Linked DNA regions of Homo sapiens: regions 1 and 2 are each linked to region 3. A link is an interaction called in ENCODE POLR2A ChIA-PET data of the cell type or tissue named here. Cell type or tissue: Caco-2. All regions are shown on one strand.

Region 1 (5,000 bases), 170 kb before region 3:
TTCATGAAAATTATACTTACAATGTTGATTTAAAAATATATTGTATATATTTCTGAAAGAAACAATGGTTTATCTTCTTGTATTATTTAACACTTCTGGAATGTATTTAATGAAGATTAGAGATAAAATGCAAACAAGCTGTAAGTATTTTAAAATGGAAGGGTACCACTATTTGCAGATGAAATCGTATTTCTGGAAAGTCAAGGTAACAGGGTGAAATAGCTCTGGGATTACTGAGAAGTCTTAATAAAGTGTCTGGATATAAGATAAATATACTTTTTTTGGACAAAATAAATAGTACATCCTTAATAGCAGTACAAAATATTAAAACAAAAATATGAAATTTGTATGATCAATCTTTACAAAATATGCACAGACCTGTATAAATTTAATACTGGGATAAAAGGAAGACAAATAAATGGGAAACTACATTTCTGGGTGAAGAGACAAAGCACTAAAAATATGTTCTTTATAAATTACTTCCTAGTTTTAATGAAATTCCAATAAAATCCCCAAAAGAGAGGAGCTTTGAAAATTTTGAAAAGAGTGAAAAGGGGACTGGCACTGTCAGGGTTACAATATAATTTAATCTCTGATAATCAAATCAGTCTAATCATAGCAATATAATAAAAAATTGAAACAGATCAATTGAACAGAATAGGTAGCCCGGAAACAGATCTTATTATGAACTAATTATGTGTATATGACAAAAGTGGTATTACACCACAATGCAGAAGAAAAAGATTATTCAGTAAATGGTGTTGGTGTAACAAATAAAGTATAAATGCAGATTTTCATCCCATAGTGTATGCCAAAATAAATTCCAAAATCAAATTTTTACTAAAGCCTTTAAACAAATATAAATGAAGGTAAATATTTATTAACTAAAGTGTTCTAATACATTGCAAAGGCAACAAGCAGCAAATTTGCCTACGTAAAATTTCCCTTAGGAGAAAGTTCAATGAAGTGCAATAGACCCTAGAGATCTGACTCATCACTAGCTTCTATGTCTAGCACATAGTGTGTGCTCTAATAAATCTTTACAGAACACATGAAAACTTTTTTCTTACTTTTTTGAAAGGCAGCAGCACTATCATTTTTTAACAATATGACAAATTGGGAAAAATGTGTCATATATGAAGCAGGATTAGTATCCTCTTATTAAACATTTGATTAGTATACTCTTATGAAACATTTATACAAATGGTAAACTTCATTAAGACCCATGAGGTACACAAGTATGTGAACAAACTGCCACAAAAGAGGGGATACAAAGATTAATCAATAGTGGGGAAATGTTGAATGTGAATAACAGAATTGAATATTATCTGTCAAGTTAAAATATTTTTTTAAAATAAAAAATAGCAATATCCAATGCTGGTTTGAGTATAAGTGTAATAGCTCATCTCATACAATTTGGGGGACTTAATACGAACTTCATAGAAGGGTGATTTTGCATTCTATGTTGACAGCCTTAAAAATATCTACCACTTTTGATCCCGTAATTATTTTTCACATAATTTATCTTAAAACATTACTTGTTAGAAAGAAAAAAAGTTTATGAAAAAAGGTCATCATATGATCACAGATATTAGTAAAATTGGGCAAATACATGTCAAACAACGGGAAAATGAATCTTATGGTATAGCCTTTCAATGGAATAGTATATAGCCATTTAAATTATTTTAAAAATTATTCTATATTTATTTAAATTATTTATCTTTATTGTCCCATTAAACAGAGGAGGAAGCTGATACACAGAGGGTTTATGTGACTTGTTCAGTCTCTGAACTAACTAGCAGGATGTGATATCGAGCAGGCTGCCTTCCTAGTCCACACTCTTAATCAATGCACCATACCGCCTGTGTTTGTTAAAACATAAAAAAAAATGTTTTCAGTAGTTTTATGGGTGTGTGTGCACAGGTGCATCTACGGGGGGCTCCTTGATCTCCTCTGTACACTTTCACATCTTCCAAAGTTTCTACAATAAGCATGATTTTTAAACATTGTAAATGACCTTAATGAATTGTAATATTCTTTTATAATCCTCAAGTAAACTTCATTTTGTGTAGTCACACTCAAGAGTTTTCATCTTGGGATTATTGGCACCCCCTATTTCCAGTTCTCTCTCCATAGATGCCCTGGAGAGCCTCTGGCCTCGCGTCCAGCTTGCTCACCCGGCCACCCTGGGCTGCATCCATAGTACCAGGATCCTCACTGTTGAAACGCTCTCTTATTTCCCTGCGCCGCTGCAGACAGCTCCAGGGTAAAGTTGTCAAGCGTTCAAAGGCCACAGGAACGGAGTCTTCGGACCCTCCCAGGTTTCGGCCCCATATGGCCTCGCAGATTCCTAGCGGCCGCGGGTTCAAGTCCCAGCCGCTGACGCAGGTCAGGCACTCACCCGGAAGCGCAGCGACCTTCCCAAGAGTGGGGCGCCGGCGGAGAAATCCCCTGGGACTGGCAGGGCTGGAGTCGGCCTGCATCGCACAGGCCACGAGGCCACCGGTGTTTAGGGTTCAGATCTGGGGACCAGCGCCAGCAGACCGCAGTCCTGCAGCGGCGCCCCTTGAGGACGGCATGCGGAGCCTCAGGGGCAGAAGTCCGCCCGGCTGACCATCCTTTATTAAAATACGACAGTTCCTGAAAACAATGCTTATCTCAAGCTGACTCAAAACTGGCTCTTGAGAAAATCCGGTGTTAATTAAAGAGGGTTGTCGGGGACAAAATTCACGGCTTGTGTTTCGCGGGGGAGTGGTTGTGGGGTGATCTTAATATAAACACGTTATCTCGAGAGTTAATTATGTCTCTGGTTGGAAACAGGAGAAGAGGGTGACTGTTTACGCAGTCCATGGGAATCAGCGTCTCACTTTAGGGGACGGTGGGCAAGGGTCGCCCTTCGATAGCGCGGCGGCTGGTCCACCAGAGAAACCAAGTTTTCTAGGTCGCCGGGGAAAAGCGGAAAATTAGACTTGAGCCAGCCTTGCTCCTGTGAGACATTCGTGCACTCATAACCCAGCAGTGGGTGCCTCTACCTAGAATGAGCCCTTCATTTCCCGGATCCGTTCAGGGGGAAACAGCGAAATCCCCAAATCCGCTTCCTTACGTGGCTAATAAAGGGGTGCTTACAGAGCATGGAAAAACAAAACAAAGAAACAAGAATACCTTGAGTGTTTTGACGTTTGAAAACCCGACTCCGGAGAATCATGGAATCATATTCCAAGTTTCAGTGTCTAATGAAGTTTAAGGGGACGCCTATTACTTGGGTTTGTAAAATCGCGGCGTCGCGCCCGCCCCAAGTCAAAGCTGAGCAGAGCAGGGATGGGGAAGGTCTCCGGCCCCAGGCGCGGCGCGCGGGGCTTCTGCCCAGTTTCCTGCTTCTCAGCCGCGGTGTCTGCCCCGGCCCAGAGCAGTCTGTGCAATTTAGAAACTCGATAGGAGGCAGCAGCTGGTCTCCCACCACCCTAAAAATAATCCGTTCCGGCGCACTGCGTGCTTCGCCTAGGGGAGGAAAACTGTCATCGGAGTAAGTGAATCCGTGTCTTTTACATGAATGCCATTTAAACATTTTTAGGAATAACTGTAAGTTGTCGATTTTGAGCTAACATTTCTGCTATCCAAAAACGCCCTCGCACTCTCTCGCACTTCTCGGCACTTAGCTTTCGCGATCGCTATTTCTAGAATTAAGGGACGAGGCCCGGCTCGAGAAGTGAAGGGGTGGGGATCAGGTTTCCAGTTTTACTTCAAAACTGCCGTCTCCTACTCAAATCAACTGGAAACAGTGAAAGGAGTTATTATTATTAGGAGTTATTATTACCGCCTTTCTTGTAGACAATTCTTGTATGTTCAAGAAGTAGTTTTCTATCTGCTTAATTTTTGTTACTCTTTACTTTTTTTTAGGAGTTCTGCGTCCGGGTTTGAAATTTACATCTTAAGACAGTGTAGGAAGTCGGTGTTTTGAAGGTAGCTCAAGTGCACCGGCAGGGGTTTGAAGCAGCGTGAAGCTATTGCCCAAGGTATTTATTTTTTGCTTTATTTGTTCAGTTTGGGATTTTTTTTAAAATCCCATTGCAGTATCTAAGGAATACCTACTGAGTAATTTCAACATTTCTTTTGGTGTGGGATGGTACTTCACAGCCACTGAAGAGTAAATGGGTGGATTCAGATCAGGCACTAAGTCAGAAGTCAGTGGTCATTTTTGCCAGTGATTTTCCCACTTGGATCTGTCATAGTTATAGCCATGGTAGCTAGCTAACTAGCTATACATCTTCTAGTTTTTATTTCATGAACTAGGGACTGAATAACTTCAAAGAAGTGATTACAGCATTTGTTTTTGCAAGTGACATCCATCCTGAAAATGCTCTAGATGATGATAAAGCCCTAAGTTCTTTAAAATGTCCTGCTTCTCTTTCATAACAGAATTTGGTTAATCTCTAAACGATTAAAGAATGAATCCTTTTATATGTAAGAATGAAAACTTTTATTTAAATTTAGCATGTTTTCTCCAGGTGTTTCCAGCATTTTAAACTCTCTGCAATTGCTATTCGATCAGAACTAACGCTTTCTGCTAAGTGAACAGGAAGGAAGACAAGTTTTCACTTGCTTTACTTGTAGTCTATTTCCAAAGGACAGGGCTGGCCACAATAAATGGTGTACCTTATATGCCTCAGCACTTAAATGTGTTTTTAGAATTAAATCAGATAACTACTGCTCGTGTCTTGCAGAGGAACCAACAGACTGGATAGGTCAGGTATTATATTCACCAACTAAATCCAAAATGTATATGTTCTAGATGTGTGGAATTTCATGTAATGCATTTCGAGGAATAAAAACACTGAGGGTGCGATTCTTGCCATGAAATCGTAAGTTAGATAATTAGGAGTATTTCTATTTTATGTTTTCTGCTCCATAGACATACGTTAGAAGCAAAATTTCACTTTGATCTTTGTTTTTAAAGTTTATTCAGTCAAGTTCTCCAACTCTATCACCTCTCATAAACAACT
Region 2 (5,000 bases), 260 kb after region 3:
AGTATGTATTTGACACTCTCCAAGTGAGGATATTACTTTTTTGAAGAACATTAGACACAACAGTAGCCTCTTATTATTCCATTAACTATTGAGGTAGGAGTCTCCATTTGTCAATATCATCCCATTTTCACAGATACATCGTAAGTCAAATGCAAGTACCAAAAATGTCTTAATCCTTAAGACTAAACCATCACACTATACACCAAGTCTTTCCTTATTTAGATGAGCAAGATTGGGAGTTCTCTGTGTATTAAGAGATTTAACTAAAAATAAAATAAGCTGTAATCTATTTTTGTAGACATGTTTGTAAATAAATACCACAGATTTCAATTATACTTTTATGCATTAAAAAGCTTTGCAACTGTTAAAAAAACAAAACAGTGCAATCAGTGGTAAAACAAATAGTACTATGGCTGTTGAAATGTTTCCCTACATCTACCACTAAAGCTGTCACATCTTGTAAAACTAAAGAAAACAGCTATTTCCTACTGTCTAATAATCAGCAACGGTGGAAAAAAAACACTTTTTTTTTAGTGTCATGTTCTTAAGAAACCACAGTCAGTTTATTACAGTGAAATGACTTTAGCACGTGAACTCAGGTATTTTCTAATTAACTCAAGATGAGTGATCATATGAAGGATATGTCATGCTTAATGACTATTATATGCTAGGAAAAAGCTGAAAATAAGGGAAAACTCAGATTAAATGAATAGCCCTTTAAAAATAGCCATAAGTTTAACCTTTTAACATGTTACATGTCTTAAAGTAAACATTATCAAAAGTTATTTTAATTTATGAAAAACAAATAATAAGCCACTGCTAAAATTTAAAAAAAAGAAAGAAGAAAGAAAAATTACATCATGACATGGAAAAAATCCATTTGGTTTGCATCATTTAGTATCTTCAATAATACTATTCAATGAGACAAGCTATGAAACAAACTACTTCATTCATGGTCAAGAATGCTTTTTTGTTAAATACTTACACGTAATGAATGATATAGACAGATACTTAGGAGGGCAGACTCCCAAGAAGTATGAGACTTTCCGGAGTATGCTGCTGACAAAACTTAGCTATAATTTAGTAACTAAAAGTTAGTAAAGAATGACCTTTGCATATTCCAACAAAGAATATCTAGTTCAGATTTTCACCTGGCTTTGAAATATTAAGATTCAGAAGAACCACAAAAGTTTTATTTTAACCATGTTTACAAAAAAAAGTAATCCATACATCAAAATTGGGGTTTCCTTGGTTTTAATACTTTAAAATGACACAATCCAATCGAATTCATGCATCACTTCCAGAGATACAGTGCAACTGGAAATATTTTTGCCATTGCAGTGGACATTTCTAAAAAGCAAATGCCTATGGATGCTCCTGAGCCTTCAAAATAAAAAGAAAAGAAACAGGCACCACAGTTCTCTAAGGATGGCTGAGTTTCGCACATTGTGGAAAAACAACACAAATAGCCTTCAAGAGTTTCTTAAGCATCATTAACATGGATTTCACCTCTCTCAGTTTGCTTGCTGACTTCTTCTTAGTTCACTTGAGTAGAAGCCTGTTTTCACTGCTTCTTTGCTAATTTGCTGCTGGTACTTTGTAGGCTATACGTTTTAAACTCCTGTAAAGAACATTACAAGCTATTTCATGTAATTTAATTTTGTGCTGAATATTCTTCAAATGACTTTATAAATAACACAATATTTTAAATGAGTCTTCAAATTCACTTGTTGTTATACCATATTGTTGCTTTCTCCAACTTTATCTACAAACTGTAAGGAGAAGAAAAACAGAGAATTAAAGAAAGCCCGGAACATTATAAAACATTATATCAATATTTAAAATGTTGATTTTAAAAACCCAGCCTTACAAGAAGAGTTGTGGAAATTTAAGGTATGACTGACAATGACTAATCCAGTACTACTCACCATCATCTTCTGATACATAAACGTGTATAAAATTTTTTTTTCTAAAAGTTGTTTTTTGCATGACATGTTATACATATGAATTTAAGGGTGCAACATGAAAAATGCAACACAATGAATAAAGAAATTGTATAAGATGAAGATAACACTGCTAGCTTAACAAAAAATAAAAAATAAAAACATAAAAAAAACTGAAATGTCAGCCATTCATGCATTAATGAACCCAATAAGATATTTCAACTGACCATTACTGTGGATCTCTTCTGGGCCTATGTAGTCTTTGGACAAACAGATTTAACTCCATTAAGTTCAATAGTTAACAACAGTTATTGACTAAAAATACTTTAAATGTGTATTCTGGACTTTGGATTGAAAGTGGTAATGACATTAAAGATAGATTTAATGATGTAAGCATAAATTTATAATTATTGAATATAAATTTTAACACACATTACTGTAAGTGGTTATTTACTTTGGTTACTCCACCCCAAACATAAAGCAGTTGGGCTTTTTTTTTTTTTTTAACATTCCAGATGGTGATGTAAAGACTGATATTGTATATAATTGGTAGAGACATTAAAAGTTATATAACCCAGGTGGTTATACTATCAAATTCTAGTAATCATCTGATCATTTATTTTGTTTCACGATTCACATGTTTACATAAGCACTTATCATGATGAATAACGATAAGAAACATATTCTATTGTATTGGGTGTCCATTTATGCAAATTCTTGAGAATCCTTAAATTAAGGGCACAAATAATGATTACAACTCTGTAACTAGAAGTTTCAGTACATTCAAAAGCCATTCTAGGTATAAATAACACTGACCACTGTATGAATTTGCAGATTAATGCAAATGAAATCAGAGTATACCCCTATAAGCCTACATTCCAACATTTTGTTATATTATCACAAACAGGTGGCTGGCCACTGAAACTAAAAGTTGCTCTCAAAGAATTCATGGATTTATTAGAATTTTAAGGTAAATTTAAGTGGAGAGAAAGCACAATATTCTCTCTCCAAAGGTAACTTGAAATATTTAGATTGTCTTGGCTGTAAGGTTCTGACCCTAAAATTACCCTGGGGATGGAAATGGGATTAGGCTTATAGTGGTACTTATTCTTCCATAGGTAAGCCATTCTTTAGCTCTTTGAGCATTCAATAAAATGCTATGAACTTTCTCTCTAGAAACATCTATAAAAATCTGTGAACAACTTTAGAAAGTTGATTAACTTCCCTGAACCTAACTGGAACTTGTAGTCTTTTAAGTTTTCCTATAAAGCTAGTTTATCCTAGTTATTTAGGACAGAGTTGGATCTATGAAACCAATCCAAAGAAGGATATGAATACTTCTGATATGGGTCTGACCTAGAGCCAAAAGGATTGTAGCCAACTCAGCTGAATTCTAGATCACCTAGATTCTTTTAGAAATTAAGGATTTTGTTTAGTTTTGAAACTGAGGAGGTAGGCTAAGAGACAGTCATCTGGTCTTGTCTTGAAATTGAGCAAGTTCCCTGAGGTCAACAAAATGCCATCCTTCACTCACTTGCTTAGCAGAAAATATTTTGAGTTTCCATTATACGGCAGATATTATGCTGGGTCACTGGGGATAGAACAATGACTAAAATACAACCTGTCTCTGCCCTCAAGGACTGTAGTTTTACATGGAAGTGCCTCCCTTTCTCCTTTCCTTTCTCTTTTTTCTTTTTTGTTTGAGACAAGGTTTTGCCCTATTGCCCAGGCTATAGTGTGGCGGTGTGAGCATCGCTTAACACAGCCTTGATCTCCTGGTTCAAGCAATCCTTCCACCTTGGCCTCCCAAAGTGCTGGAATTACAGGAGTGAACCACCATGCATGGCCTGAAGCCTTTTTTTTTTGACAATTAAATGAGAGGTAAGGCTGGGTGTGGTGGCTCACACCTGTAATCCCAGCACTTTGGGAGGCTGAGGTGGGGGCATTGCTTGAGCCCAAGAGTTTGAGACTCTCTCTAAGAAAAAACAAAAACAAAGAAAAAAACAGAGGTAAATGCTATGATAGAGTTGTGCACAGGAATGTTATAGAAGCACACCCCGAGTCAGCCACAGGGAGTCAGGAAAGCTTTTCCCAAGGTGGCAAAAAATAAGCTGAATTCTGAATGGCCTTCTAAGACTCCACCAAAAGATGTTACAACCTTCAAGGTAGCAGTTTAGTACGAAACATTTGTTGAATGAATATTGAATAAAAGGAAGAAACTCTATTTGTTAACTTTGAAAACATTCTCTTTAACTCTTGTCTGATTTGATTCCCTTTATTTTATCAAGGTGGAAACCAAGGCACACACTGGAAAACAAATTTGACAAGCTTGTTCAAACTGTAAACAGAGCTGGGAATAGACTCTTACCATCTGAATCCCAGTATAATAGTGCTTTATTCAACTCTTTTTTTTTTTTTTTTTTTTTTGAGACAGGGTCTTACTGTGTCACCCACCCAGGCTAAAGTGCAGTGGCACAATCATGGCTCACTGCAGCCTTGACCCCCTAGGCCCAAGCCAATCCTCTCACCTCAGTCTCTCGAGTAGCTGGGACTATAGGCATACCATCACACCCAGCTAATTTTTGTATTTGCGGGGGTAGAGATGGGGTTTCACCATGTTGCCCAGGCTGGTCTCGAACTCCTAGGCTCAAGCAATTCACCCACCTCAGCCTCCCAAAGTGCAGGGTGTGAGCCACCACACCCGGCCTTATTTAATTGTCTGAATCTAGTCTATTGGTGATACAGTCTGAGAAACAAAATATTTGTAGGAAATAATGGTTTCCTTTTTACATTATTGCTTCTAAAATTAGAGATTATATAAAAGTTAAATAAAAAATGCCCTGAACTCTCAAAGAGAAAGGTAGCATAGCATATCAAATCTGAGTAACATTAAAAAATAGAGAATATGGATCCAGAAATGGATACGGTAAAACAAAATTTCACATTTTATAGGTTTAGCAATAATTATTTTTTGGTCTTCATGGTACTCATGATCTATGTGAAGTAACTATATCATAATACAAAACTCAGCAATTAACCAAGTATCAATTACTCAAA
Region 3 (5,000 bases):
ATAAGAAAATTTTTGTAGACAGCTATAGAAACAGACTTCAAAGTGAATTCCAAAAGTTCACATTTCCTATGTGGGTTCTGAGAAATAGTTGCAAAACCATGAAGGGTAGAGAGAGATGAGAGAGAAAATGCAAGAGAGAGAAATACCATGTTTTGAACACTATTCCTACTTCTTTTCATTTGACAAGTATTTATTGAGTACCTACTCTTGGGATCTCGGAACAATTTGAGACCCTGGGTGTGTGGTGATATTAAACAATGTGCTCTCATGCAGCTTCCACTTAGTGCAGAAAAACTAGTTGAAGGACAAAGACATACACTGCTTAAGGAAACAATGTAGAAAGGGAATACAAAGAAAAATATATATCTGTAATATTCTTATAGCACACATTCTTTACCATTTAAAATGATTACTATTTGTTCTTAGGCCTACTATTGTCAAACATTTACTTATTAATTTCTTCAAATTTGATCTTTATTATGTGCCCTGATTTTGAATCAATCAAGTTAAATTACTGACTAATAAAAATATGACATTCTGTTATGAAAGCAAGTTGAAACGATTTAAAATTGCGTATTTGGAAGAATACATCTCAATGAAAAAAAAGAGTCTGAAATATGTATTATACCAAAAGAACAGAATTTTCAGAGAATTCAGATATGGATTTTTTTGTTGCAAATCTTCTCATAAATTCTCCACAGTACTTCAGCTCTTCTCATTCCAATTTTCTTATTATTTTTCTGTTACTATGATAAACATCACAGTCACCTCTGACTTTTCCCTTTTCCAATATTGACTCTGTATAACATTCCTTTTGTATGTATTTGTATAGTGCCCACTGATGTTACCTATTAGCCCAAGACCTCATTCCTTCTCTAATTAATGTAACAGTTTCCAGCACCCTCTTCTGCCAGTTACAGAATTTTGGAGCCCAGAGGGACTATACTCAAGAAATGCAACCCTTAAAGCCATTATATTCTCTGCTTCTGGATCAATCCTCTTAAAACAGGCTCTTATTGTGTAGTTTTCTGATCAAAATCTTTCCATGGCTTACCACTACATACTGAGGACTCCTCAGCTTCTTTTGTTGAGCATTTAAGGCTGTCTATGCATTTTTTAAGGCCCCAATATGCTTTTTCAACTTTGTATTTTTCATTCATTGATTCAAAAATATTTTTTGAGCCCATTTATAATTTAAATGGTGCTAGGGCCTTGCTACAAAGATGAACAAGTCACAGCCTTGCCCTCTAGCAGTCCCCAGTTTAAGGGAGGGGGTACAGGAGTGGTGGGAATGGGTGTGACGAGTACATGAAAATCTCATTAAGTATTGAGAGTAGGTGGTAACAGCGCCTGCCCAGGGAGCACTGAACTCAAGTGTCCAATCCTGCTGTGTAGCCAACTTGGCTTCATCAATGCTGACGTGGGCTGTCTTTTCTCTGCTTTTCTGTATACCCTAAATATATCTAGGCTTACAAAGCCTAGATCAGATGCCAAATAATCCATGGATTTTTCCTTAGTCTCCTACTCTTAAATATCTCTCATTTGAATTCCCATGACATTTTAAAATTTCCTTTCCTATTCTAATCACATCCCTGCTTGTATTAGAGAATATCTCTCTTACTACAACTGTCTGCCTCTTAAAAGCAACAACTATGACATATATTTATATATCTCTAGACACATAAACCTAAAAAAAGCTTACAAAGGTGTTCAGTAAATGTTCCCCAGGCTAAAATAATGAATAATAATGTGTACAAAGTCAAAGGTAAAATAGAACAATGGCGGGAATTGACTATACAAACTGATTCTTCATAGACTTGTAAAACTATTATACTACATAAATTACTGCAAAAATTAATGACAGTAGAAAGGAGGACTACCACTAACAAACTAGGATCCTGGGCTTACAGGGGTTAAGGAGATCTAACCACAAGGAGAAAAAAAAAGTTCTTAATTTGCCTTCATTAAAGACTAATTTTAGGTCTTTGGCTAATTAAATGAATACATTGTTTATGCTCCATACACTTTCGGCTCGAGTCTTGGAAAATACGTGGAACTTCCAAGAATTAAAGTTTCCATTAACGCAAGTGCCAAAATCAGGAGGCTTGACCTGTGGGAAAAAGCACATTTGTCTTCGCTGGCTCCTTTTCAAAAAGCTATAGATGTTTATTGTATAACCTTTTTTGTGCGCAAATGCTGTTTTATCATTCAGACCCATCTAGACAGAGGAAGAAGCTGCAACATTTCAGAAAGCAACCAATTACTGAGGACCGAATGACCTGGCCTTATCAGCGCTGAAGTGTTAACGGCCGTCCCTGTTTGGGGTAAAATTTCTTCATTGGGAGCCAGTCAGTGGTTTCTTTTTTTCTTTCTTTTCCTTAAGGGGCCGGGGGTGGTGGGGGGCAGTCGCTGTTTTGAGGTGTGTGTGTGTTTAATTCCCTGAGAACTGGCTTTGGCTGGTGAAGAAATACTTTACTATAGTGGGTTTCAGAACATCTTCCACCTGTATCTCTCCTAGCAGGTGGAAATTTAATGTAAATAATTGTGTGTGCCCACAGCTTGAACGCTTTGGAAGAATATTTTCTGACCTCTCTGCTTTTATTCAGTCCGAAGTAGCCCAGTTATCATGAAGTAGCCCAGTTATCTACCTAGATTACAAAATAAAATTAAAATTAAATCTCCTTACGTCAGTGAACTTGGAGTCAGAAAGTTCTCTCCCCTGAGCAGAGAGCCTTTTAAAGACTTGTGTGTCACGCTGGCGGCAGGGGGTCGCGGCTACTGGAAAGGAGCTGGCTCTGCAGGTCCCGCCCTCCCCCGGGTCGTCCCTCCCTCTGGCCTGCTCCCTACCTCCCGGGGACTTGCGCTCGCCCCCTCCCCGCCCGCCCCCTACTCCGCGACAACGTCGGCTTCCGAGGTCTGGCGTGCGTCAAAGCCCTAACTGGGAGGCTGATTTGTGGAGCATCGCCCCCCCGCCCCCGCCCCCCCAGTCCCTCCTCCTTCCACTGAAGTGGCCAAGGGAGTTGAGCTGAGCAGGGGGAGGGGAAGATCTACACCCATCCCCCTTCCTCTAGCCCTCCCTGCGTTTAGATTCAGTTGCACCTTTTATTATTTTAACTCTTCTCCTTAGGACACGCAGCCCCCAATTTGTCCCTCCGGCCTGGGCGGCCCCTGGTCCCGCGCGCCAGCATGGGAGAGCGAGGGACCTGCCCGCGGCCCGCCGGCGTGTGCAAGGAGGTCCAGCCGCCGCGCCCGCTACCCGGAGTCTGTAAGTTTCAAAGCTGCTCCGGGGGAGCGGAGGGGGGAGGCTGTCCGTGTTCCCGTAAATGATTTAAAATGCAAAACACCGCAGAGGCTTGCAGTGATGGATGGACTTTTCGGGGCACACTCCCTACTGCAACCCGCAGGCTGTTGTCTTGGGTTTTTTCCCCCCCGCACCTTGTATATTTGATTCCTTCGTTGTAAAAAAAAAAAAAAAAAAAAGTTTTCAATTTATAATATTATGATTTCCACAGGAACCTTTTTAACTCTTTTTAGATGCAACTCATACTTCTTTCGCATTTAAAATAATTCTTATAACTTATAAATTCTATAGCACACCACTTATTATAATTTTGTCAGATTACACGTTATTTAGACTGCGCAAGGAGTCATGGCCTTTGCTTACTTCTAAAAATAACGGAGGAAGAATTTTCTCTCTTTACTTTTAATATTGCTACATCATCTAAGTACTTTAATAAGTAGATCGTGCACCCAACTGGTCTTAATCTTCATGACTGACGCCACGTGCTGTAGCCTTGCACTAATTTACAGACGCGGTTAATCGCAGAGAATTATCTTTGAGCCTGCTGTTTACCGGAAGGCTCCTGGTTTTGTTTAACTAAGGCTATGTCCATATGTACTCAGAATAAGAAAAATTGAAACAGTTCTTTTTATTAAAACCAAGTAATTTTTCTGAGATCCCAGAACTCAAGCACAAGCTAGATTCATGTTTGGGTTAGTAAAAATCACATTTTTGGTTTTGCATGTCACCTCGCACATGTACAGACATATCCTTGAATACAAGGACCCAAGAGGTGAGGATAGGGTGGGTTTTTAAGTTTTTAATAAATGTTTCCCTCGTGCAGGAGGACGGGTGTCCAGGGACGGAGAGGCAGGTGAGAGGGAGGTGGCTAAGCTGGCTATGGTGACAGGACGATGTTGGCCAGAAAGAGTATCATCCCGGAGGAGTATGTGCTGGCGCGCATCGCCGCAGAGAACCTGCGCAAGCCGCGCATCCGAGACCGCCTCCCCAAAGCCCGCTTCATCGCCAAGAGCGGGGCCTGCAACCTGGCGCATAAGAACATCCGTGAGCAAGGACGCTTTCTACAGGACATCTTCACCACCTTGGTGGACCTGAAATGGCGCCACACGCTGGTCATCTTTACCATGTCCTTCCTCTGCAGCTGGCTGCTCTTCGCTATCATGTGGTGGCTGGTGGCCTTTGCCCATGGGGACATCTATGCTTACATGGAGAAAAGTGGAATGGAGAAAAGTGGTTTGGAGTCCACTGTGTGTGTGACTAATGTCAGGTAAGAATGTAGTGGGATGAGGCAGGGGTTGAAAACAGTAGAGAAAAAATGTCAAAATGCCCTTTCTCTTATCATTCTGTTATTTAATTGAAAGTGAAATAAAGGGTTTGTTTTAGAATCTTCAGAAACAAAAAAGCACAATAAAGAACAACACCTAACACAGTAAGTATTTTTTAAATGCAGCTTTATGGAGAAGAGTCTCTGAAAACCTGAGCTTCAGTCCTTTGGACTAGCCTTGAAAATGTTATACCAGTTATCAAAAAAAAATTGTAATTCAAAGGATTACACAGAGTGCTTTACTCCAAAAGCGCACACATTGAGTTCAGTATGAAAAAGCTGTTGTCCATAGTTTCAGTGCCCACAGGTAAATATCTCTGATCAACAAAAAATATTGTGCTAGTGGACATTTTTCTTGACTCTTCTAACCCATGA

What was found. ChIA-PET counts read pairs that join two places held together with the same protein. Peaks named below come from ENCODE experiments on the same cell type or tissue, not always from the same donor. Only the 100,000 strongest peaks of a DNase experiment are listed, where the experiment ranks them.
Region 1: POLR2A ChIA-PET joins it to region 3 with 10 read pairs; 2 of 35 experiments call an interaction of 5 or more read pairs at or near these places.
Region 2: POLR2A ChIA-PET joins it to region 3 with 27 read pairs; 2 of 35 experiments call an interaction of 5 or more read pairs at or near these places.

What each region holds. Positions count from the first base shown.
Region 1 is chr12:21,939,723-21,944,722 of GRCh38, reverse strand. It overlaps ABCC9 (ATP binding cassette subfamily C member 9), which reads left to right and starts at 3,297. Exons shown (of 40, transcript NM_020297.4): 1 at 3,297-3,523; 2 at 3,898-4,013. RefSeq lists an enhancer at 2,887-3,864. In Caco-2, CTCF peaks have their summits at 2,583 and 3,481; DNase peaks (open chromatin) are centred at 2,512, 2,942 and 3,382; H3K4me3 peaks cover 3,241 bases.
Region 2 is chr12:21,512,441-21,517,440 of GRCh38, reverse strand. It overlaps GOLT1B (golgi transport 1B), which reads right to left. Exons shown (of 5, transcript NM_016072.5): 5 at 1-1,772. The coding sequence ends at 1,734. Among named protein-coding and RNA genes, the nearest start is that of SPX, 11 kb to the left of the region's middle. In Caco-2, no CTCF peak of the experiment used is centred here; no DNase peak of the experiment used is centred here.
Region 3 is chr12:21,772,811-21,777,810 of GRCh38, reverse strand. KCNJ8 (potassium inwardly rectifying channel subfamily J member 8) reads left to right here and starts at 3,105. Exons shown (of 3, transcript NM_004982.4): 1 at 3,105-3,265; 2 at 4,125-4,568. The coding sequence starts at 4,195. All of the region lies in intron 2 of KCNJ8-AS1 (KCNJ8 antisense RNA 1), which reads right to left. RefSeq lists silencers at 2,691-2,908, 4,222-4,516 and enhancers at 2,751-3,748, 3,749-4,747. In Caco-2, a CTCF peak has its summit at 4,378; DNase peaks (open chromatin) are centred at 2,870 and 4,410; H3K4me3 peaks cover 2,860 bases.